3 separate regions of the Homo sapiens genome follow, and all the other regions are linked to region 1. Evidence: chromatin contacts called from ENCODE Hi-C or POLR2A ChIA-PET data. All regions are on one chromosome and are shown on one strand. Each heading gives the region's core, a stretch centred on a gene start or an enhancer-like site at or near the end of the contact. The rest is flanking DNA. Distances are from core to core; before and after follow the strand shown. Region 1 holds the start of RBKS (ribokinase). Region 2 holds the start of DTNB (dystrobrevin beta). Region 3 holds the start of ASXL2 (ASXL transcriptional regulator 2).

Evidence for each region. A loop is a pair of places that touch in the nucleus more often than their neighbours do. ChIA-PET counts read pairs that join two places held with the same protein, here RNA polymerase II (POLR2A). Pooled maps may share reads with other maps.
Region 2: a map of CD4-positive, alpha-beta T cell shows a loop between it and region 1 (7-fold over the local background). The contact joins the promoter of DTNB here to the promoter of RBKS in region 1. A Hi-C loop is called at or near these places in 1 of 168 maps with a recorded cell type or tissue (CD4-positive, alpha-beta T cell), 2 of 37 single-sample maps with no recorded cell type and 6 of 50 pooled maps.
Region 3: a map of B cell shows a loop between it and region 1 (19-fold over the local background). The contact joins the promoter of ASXL2 here to the promoter of RBKS in region 1. A Hi-C loop is called at or near these places in 4 of 168 maps with a recorded cell type or tissue (B cell, CD4-positive, alpha-beta T cell, CD4-positive, alpha-beta memory T cell and 1 more), 3 of 37 single-sample maps with no recorded cell type and 10 of 50 pooled maps. POLR2A ChIA-PET finds 5 or more read pairs at or near these places in 2 of 52 experiments (activated B cell and naive thymus-derived CD8-positive, alpha-beta T cell).

What each region holds. Positions count from the first base shown.
Region 1 is chr2:27,889,041-27,891,788 of GRCh38, forward strand. It overlaps RBKS (ribokinase), which reads right to left and starts at 1,347. Exons shown (of 8, transcript NM_022128.3): 1 at 1,217-1,347. The coding sequence starts at 1,305. It overlaps BABAM2 (BRISC and BRCA1 A complex member 2), which reads left to right and starts at 1,689. Exons shown (of 12, transcript NM_199191.3): 1 at 1,689-1,802. BABAM2-AS1 (BABAM2 antisense RNA 1) reads right to left here and starts at 2,074. Exons shown (of 1, transcript NR_028308.1): 1 at 416-2,074. RefSeq lists a silencer at 1,535-1,814.
Region 2 is chr2:25,672,242-25,674,989 of GRCh38, forward strand. DTNB (dystrobrevin beta) reads right to left here and starts at 1,336. Exons shown (of 21, transcript NM_021907.5): 1 at 1,145-1,336. RefSeq lists silencers at 785-1,714, 1,079-1,373.
Region 3 is chr2:25,877,074-25,879,821 of GRCh38, forward strand. It overlaps ASXL2 (ASXL transcriptional regulator 2), which reads right to left and starts at 1,414. Exons shown (of 13, transcript NM_018263.6): 1 at 1,093-1,414. The coding sequence starts at 1,149. RefSeq lists an enhancer at 474-523 and a silencer at 1,434-1,593.

The sequences.
Region 1 (2,748 bases), core at 97-2,596:
GTTGCTTCTTCTCGTTACACAGTCTCCTACTCATCCTCAAGTTTTCGTCAGTCACTATAACTGCCTCTAGCAGTCTCTTCTCTAACTCCCACCTTTCTAATCTCAGTGGAAATTTGGTAACACAGCTTATAAATATTTTAAGGTAAGGTTAAATTGGTTACATGAAGACCCTAGACCTATTTTCTGAGTAGAATACAGGTGGTTTGGTGCAGCAATTTGGTGACTTATTTTGATTGTCCCAAAGCCTTTTTGTTTAGTTCCACGTTCTCTATTACCCTTTGGAAAAGCAACATTTCAGGACGAATGAGGTGTTACTGTAGCATACCTGATCATTTTTATAACACAAAGTAGCATTACAACTGAAAAGATATTCATCAAAAGACTGAACTGCAGTAATTGGAGTGGTAGGATTTTCTTGGAATATCTGAATTTATTACTAATTTTACAGTGAACATACATTACTTTTGTAATCAGAAAAGCTACCTTAATTTAAAAAAAAGAAAAATCAGAAGGATCTGTCTACTCAATCTTACTGACCTAACTCAACAATTTTCATTTGGCATATTTTCTATCATAATTTGATCATCGTTTTCAGAGGTTGTAAATACTGTGTTTATGTTTTTATTTTGATTCATACTTGGCTTGCTGAAAAATACGCTGTAAATATAAAATACTGCAGTAATGCCGACAATCAACATGGTGAAAGGTGACAGTCTTTTTGATTTCTGCTCAACTCATTATTTTATACAATAAGCTCAGACGAATAATACCCAATTTGGATAATGTTACGCTTGACAAAACACTTTACTTCATTTAGTCCTCACAACAACCCTGTGAGGTAGGCACATTCTCGGAGGTAAAATGACGTGGGCAAAGTTCCCTGGCTCGTTTGGGGAAAGGCTCAGCAGCCGGGCCAAGAAAGGTCTTTGGGGGCGCAAGTCTTTGGAGGGCAGGTCTTTGGGGAGCGCTTTGAGTAATATTAGAGCTTTCACTAAACCCTGGCCTATTACGTCCCCTCCCCTGAGATTTACCTTTATATACTCAAGTTCTTTCATGCCAGGAAGGTAGGCTGAAGGCTTCGAAAACCTGCAGCTCATACCCAAAGCTAGCACTGTCTATCCCTGGAGACCCAGCGCCCAAAAGCTCCACTGGGCGCATAGCGCACGGCACGCCTCCTCCCCCGAGCCGCAGACTGAGTAACTGGCCCCGGACTAACCTGACCAGGTCGGTCATGCAGGAGCCCACCACTACCACCGCCGCCACCTCCTCTTGCCACTGCCTCTGGGGTTCCCCAGACGCCGCCATCGCTCAAAGGTGCTGCTGTCCAACCTGGACGGTGACCTCTGCCCTTTGCCCGACCCCGTAACCAGAGACGCCACTCCTGCCCTCCCTAACGACGCGGGCCTTTCAGACGCCTACGCGGGTCGCCCACCTGACTGCCCGAAATCACCCCGCCCACCAAGTGTCCCCTCTTCTTCCTGGAATAGTCTCGGTGCACAGCCTCACGTAACAGGGCCCTCCTGATATGGCGAGACTCCGCGCTCCTCGTCACTCACGGGGCAGGCGCTGAGGAAGGAACTGTCAGGCACCGCGGGGACGCCTTTCCGAGCGCCCGGCTCGGCGCGGCGCGGGGGCGCGCACGCCGCCCAGCTTCGGGGCCGCAGAGGGGGCGGGGCGGGACGTCCGGGGAGTGCGCACGCATCCTGCCCGCGGCGCGCGCGCAGGTCGGTGCGTCTGTCGGGGGCGCGCTCGGGTACCTGTACCCCACGTAGTCGCCGGTTACCGATCGGACTAAGTTCCAGGTACCTGGACTGGGGCTGGTGCGGGGAGGTTGGATCCCGAGTCGCACAGGTGGCGTGGAGAACTGTGGTTTAAATATGGCCAGGGGACTCGCCTCCTCTTCCTATGGAGAAGGCCCCCGTTCCAAAGATGCCCTTCTCATCCCCATCACGCTGATTCCCTCAAGAACGAGCCCCCAAGGCCAGAGGCGTCTCTTTCTCCATATCTGGCCCATCCCCTGGTTCCTGTAAACCCCGAGTATTAGTTCCTTGTTGCCTGATGAGGGGAATCATACAGTTTGGAAGAGGGGAGAGTGTCCCTTTTTAAGACGTCCCCTAGAGTGGGGTGGTCATTCTTCGGGTCTGAGCTAACTTGTTTTTCTCGAATGTTGCCCCTTGGGGGAAATTGCTTCCCCAGTGTAACTTCCCTCGTGCGCTGTATGACGTCGACGTGACGCAGCAGGATGCCACCCCTTTCCGTTCCATGACGTCAGCAGGGCACATGTTTCCGTGTTTGTCATCTCATTTTAATTGCAAGAACCTGGATGGTGCTTTAGACGTCTTTGTAATCCCCAGGCCTCTCATCAAAGGACCTTTTGTAACTTTATTTTGGGGTAGCAGACCCTTGCAAAAATTGTAATTTTGCATTTTCCTTTTGCAATACGTCAAAATCAGGAAATACAAATTGCAGTAGTAGTATTCAGGGGACTCTGACCACCGTAAATATTTGTATATCTGGGGTGTATTATAGTGCTGCCATGCGTAAGAGTTACTACCGGTGGTGACTCCCTGTCCATGTACCCGGTTCACTGCACCAAAGGACCAGTGTTTTTGGCTAAGTGACTTCTGATTTTGGAGTCATTGTGTTCCACTCCCCACCCCCCGCCCTTTTTTTTTAGAGAAGTCACACCTCCTCATGGTTGAAATAGATTTTAATACTGCGTGAAACCTTGCACTGTTAAAACATAGT
Region 2 (2,748 bases), core at 86-2,585, 2.2 Mb before region 1:
AGAGAGAGAACTTGTGGAACAGGAGAAATCCAGCAACCTTCCCTAACACTAGAGTGACTGACACTGCTCCATGGCAAATGTGGCCAAACCTTGCTTGTCCATTCATTCATGCAATAGACACTTATGGCTCAACCGCTGTGAGCCAGGCAACATTCTGAAGATTTAGCAGTCAATAGTCATGGAGCTTATTTCTAGATGGGAAGGAAGGAAACTTCCTTTCTTTCCAAACGTCTTTTTTCCCCATCTAAGAGCCCCCTTTAAATGTTACCCGTAGGAGCCTTCAAAACTCTCCCAAATTTCTCCCATAGGCTTCTTTTGACCTTTCTGCTTTATCCCCAAAACCACGCAATTTATGGCTCCAATTTCCCAATACTGGGAAAAGACAAAAGAGACCGAAAGTAAATAGGGCATGCGACATAAAATTCGACGCTCCTTTGTATTTCATGTGCATATCTTCACAGCCACACTGTCAGCACCTCAATAACATGACGGTGTTCCATACTATTTCGTGGCCCCAGTGCTGACTACGGGTCTCTACCTACGGTAGCTGGAAGGTCTTCCTAATCCCAAGGCCTGGCACAGGAATTTAAGGGCAAGTATTCGTCACCGGCATCCTCGTCTCGGGACACTTCTTTCCTGTCCAGGGTGACCTCCTGGACAGGTTCGCTATTAGGCGCCTCGGGAAACAGTGATTTGGGGTGATCTGAAATAAATACCCTTCCCTCTGCCAGGGCCTGCCCGCCTCACCTGCCCTCTGCCAGGACCTGCCTCACTCGCCCCTTCAGCACCTAACGCAGAGCCGCCTCCAGGCGAGCCGGGCTCGGGCAGCATCAGCCCGGCGCCGGGCCCCCGCTCGCGCCCGTGCCCCGGCGCGTTCCGGACCCCGATACCCCTCCCGGCCCGGGATCCGCCGCATCCCCTCTGCCTGTCCCTCCGGGGCTAGCCGCGCCGTCCCACCTCGCAGCCGCGCGCGGTGCAGCGGCCCCGGCTCCCCGCGCCCTCCCCGACTCCTGCAGCGCCGCACCCGCAGGCTCCCGGGTCCCCAGTCCCGGCGCAGCGCGAGCTGCCGTCCCGCACCTCGCGGGCGCGAGGCTCCAGCCCAGCTCGTCTCCCCACAGCCCCGGCGGCGGCCGCAGACCCCCACCTTGCTCACTTCCCCGCCGGAGCAGGGGTCGTCGGGAAGGTCTCCTGCGGCCTCACTCCTCCGCACGCTCCGGCCCAGCCCCCTCGGCTGAGGCAGCGGCAGCGCCTACTCAGGCCCCGGAGCCACCCCCGCGGCGAACGTTCGCAGCGCCCGGCTCGCGCCGCTTCTCCGCCCGGCACGCGCAGCGCCCGCCCCCGGCGCGAGGGCGCGAGGGCGGAGGGCGGAGGGCGGATGGGCGGGCGCGCGCCCAGCGCGAGCGCGCGGCCGGGGGCGTGGCTTCCGCGCGCGGGGAGGGGGCGGGAGCGGCCGAGCAACCCCCCTCCACCCCGCCCCCGCGGCCGCGCCCCGCCCACCGGTCGCCGGCGGGTTCCGGGCAGGCGGGAAGCTGGCTCCATCCAGGCTTCTCCCGCTCGCTGGCGTCGGGCCGGGTGTCTTTCCATCCGCAGGTATCCGTCGGCGGGGTGCCCGGCCCGACGTGACTACCCGACAAAGAATGCAAAGAGCCACCCCGTGAATCATTCTCCGCGCCTGGGTCACAAGCCTGTGCCCGAGTGACCCCCGTGAACTCCGCAAGCTAGCCCAGCCGCGGCGTGCGCCCCGCGCTGCACCAGGTGCCTGTGGGCGCACGATCACGGTCACGGCGCCTGGGCTCGAGGCGCCCCAAACTTAGCGGGGAAAACAGCCATGTACACAACCAAGTCCGATGACCCGTGCAGAGCCAAGCCACGGTGCGATGCTGGCACAGAAGCTAGAGACGACTTCTGCTTGGACGCCGCAGAGGGCTAGAGGCGGCATTTATGGTCAACCTCGAAGGAAGAAAAAGAAGTCCTAGGAGGAAAAAGGGAGGACATTAGGGCTGGGAAAACAGTTTGGGCAAAGGAGCCGGGGCAGCCAGGTTTACCATCTCAGCACCAGCTTTTTTGTGTTTTACTGTTATCCATCTTTTATAGAATTCTTTCCAAACTGTGAAATACAGGAGATGGTGCCAAATTAGAATATAGCAAGGACTTTTTGAATGGTTCAAATGGTCATTCTCAACGTTACTTAAGACTCAAAACAGCAACGTCCTTTGGGGGCTATTGGTCAATGATGAAGGCTGTAAGCTCCAGAGCTAAGCGACCCCAGGCCTGCATGCTGGGAGTATGGTTTTCACTGCTTTTTGGCACCTTACGGTAAGGCAGATCGTGCCACCTCCTGCTGCTGCCTGCCTGCCTGCCTGCCTGCCTTTAGAACACCCTCTTCCTCCTCCTCTCCTCTTTTTATTTTTAAACTCCTATGGTGAAGGAAATGCTGATAACCAACTTTGTTAAATGGGAACAAATAGGTTCCTCAAAAGATGAGCATTTTCTGGCCTGCCGCGGAGGCTCACGCCTGTAATCCCAGCACTTTGGGAGGCTGAGGCAGACGGATCACTTGAGGTCAGGGGTTCGAGACCAGCCTGGCCAACATGGCGAAACTCTGTCTCTACTAAAAATACAAAAATTAGCCGGGCGTGGTGGTGTACGCCGTAATCCCAGCTACTTGGGAGGCTGAGGCAGGAGAATCGCCTGAACCTAGGAGGCAGAGGTTGCAGTGAGTCGAGATCGCACCACTGTACTCCAAGT
Region 3 (2,748 bases), core at 164-2,663, 2.0 Mb before region 1:
AACATTACTTTTATATTTAAAAAACTCATTAAAAAATAAACCATATGGCATCTAATAAGGGTTCACTAAGAAGGGCTACGTTGTCGAAGTATTACCGGCATTAATCACCATTAAAGGGGTGAACACCTCTCACTTTCCACTATTAAAATGCTGCCGTTTAATGCCCTATTACTTTTCTGCTGCACCCTCAACGATGTATGAACTTCACTATCTCCTGCCATTTCATTTCTGCATACAACATGCTTTTAATTTTTTCTTCTTAAAATATGGTAAAAGTTCTCACTAATCCTCAATATTCCACTTTTTAAAATCTACCTCTAAATTTCGTCATAACACAATTAGGGGGAAAATTGTTTTGCCCACTAATTACAACTTCATTAGGGCACCATCCCTTTGGCTAGGGTAACGTGAAGGCCGGGTAAACTACACGTCCCACCATGCATTGCTGCCTTGTTCAGAGTAGGTCTCTACGGAAACAGGAAAAAAAAAAATTCTACAAGTCCCACCTGTTACTTCGTTTCTAAACACCTCCTGCACTTTCGGCTCCAACACCAAACAAAAACAAAAGCCTCGTGATCTCTCGTCTGCTCCGGGAGCCAGACAAACAGGGGGCCCGGGGTCACAGGCACGTCCGCTGTAACGGGTAAATTCTATCCAGCTCCAGCGCTCCCCTCTCCTTTCCGGGGCTGGATGCACGCACAAGCCTTCTCCTATCTGCATCCAATGGGGGCTCTCCAGCCGCACAAGGGAGAAGAACCGGTTACCGTGCAAGCACCACAGACTTCCCCGTGCCGGGGCGAGGGCTACCACAGAGCGGAGGTGATATCGGCTCGACCCCAAAAGACAGCCTCAAAACACTGAGAGGACTCGCCGCAGACGCCGAGGGACGCCACGGCCCCGCGGCTATCACGTTCCGCCGGGCGCCTCCATTCCCACAGGGATCGCAACCCCGACACTAACCGCCGCCCTCTCCGCGCGGTTTTGTGCCCCTTCAGCCGGGTCCCTGGGCCAGTGACCTCCCTTTCCCTGCGACTGGCGGGCGACAAGGGAACAAAATCCTCCCGGCCTTCCCCTTCGCTCCCTCCCCCTTACCGTCTTGGCGGCCTCCGCCCAGGTCCTGCCCTTCTTCCTACGTCCCTTTTCCCTCATGTCGGGTCTTGAACTGACTGGGAGGCTCCCGTGTCCGGGCTCCGGCCGCCCTCCCTGCCTGCTCTGCCCTGCGCTGCTTTTCCCGCGGTGCCGGGAAAGGTGGGAGAAAAGGGAAGTCAGACCGGGGGGGCACCCAAGCAGAGGAAGCGGCGGGGGTGGTGCGCGGGGGGGTCTATGGGGCGGCCGGTCCTCTTGCTGCCGTTGCCACTGCTACCGCCGCTGCCATATTGGGTTCTTACTGTACAGGCTGCCGCTACGGTCATGTGACCGCTCCCGCGCGGCCGTCACTACTGTACGCAGCCGGCCGCGCGAACGAGCGCGGGCGCGCCCCCGCCTCCCAAGCCCGGCCGCTGAGCTATCGAGCCGGCGGTCTGCGGTACCTCGCCACGCCCCCGCCCTTCCGGTCTCCGCCTCTCCGCAGGAGCATGCGCGCCAAGGAGGCCCCGGCAGTAGCTGTAGTCTGACGCCTGGCGCTCACACCTACAGCGAATATCTGCCTGCGGAAGCGGAACCTGTGCCATCCGGGAAAGCTTACTGAGCGGATCCCGCCTCTTGCGAGGCGCTGCACAGGCTGTGTAGACCTGGGGAGCTGAACTCTTCCCTCAGTGGGTGGCTCTGCCAACTATCACTTTAGATCAGCCCTGCGTTTGTGTTTTCTCATTTATTTGCATTTTTACAGAGGTTATCTTTTTGAAGATAGGCAACAATTCTCGTCTGCCTATTAACCCCATTCGATAGGCGAAGCAACTGAGATTGAGTGACTTGCCAAGCTCATAAGTCTGGGATGTAGAGAAACCAAAAATCAAATTGCCAGCTCAGAGCCCTTTCCATCTCCCCAGAATGCCTCAAACTTAGGTGACTTTGTTTTTAAGGCCACCAGTAACTGCATCCATGCTTTTACATGTGAAGCTACTCATCAATGACAGAAATGGTGTCTTCTTTATTTCGGTGAGCTCAGTCCCTAGCATAGTGCCTGTACATATCAGGCGCCCAGTAAATATTTGCTGAATGATTCACCTATTTCTGTGGTCAGAGACCATTATTTGTAGTATCCGTAACAGCTTTCTGAAAGATCCAGAATGTGGCATCTTCTCTTACATCATCTACACCTTGATACCTTGCAAAGTAAGAAGAATGTAGTAACAACTGCTGATCTCCCAAATCCACCTGCTTCCAGAAGCTGCTTCCAAACAATCCAGTAAACTTACTATAGTGTGAAATAGGACTGAGGATTGGATTGCCTCTTGGGAGGAAAGACAGGTGAGAGCAATACTTAAAGTTTATGGATGCGTTTCAGAAATTCATGGACTCCCTAAAATTATGAACTATATTTTGTGTGTTATATGTGAATTTTTTAAGAGGATTCATAACTTTTCCTCCATTTTTCAAAAAGGATCTGTTGTGCAAAAAAAAAAGAGAAAAAGATATTAAAGGGAGTTTGAGAGGCCATCTAGAAGTATCTAGATACTTCCTTATATTTCCGTTCAGTCATGGATCAAACAGCCTATTTCAGCAATTGATATGGATATATTTTCCCAAATGTCTTTGGTAATTCATAGCCTTATGCATTACACAGGTAGTATGTACCACCTCCCTCCA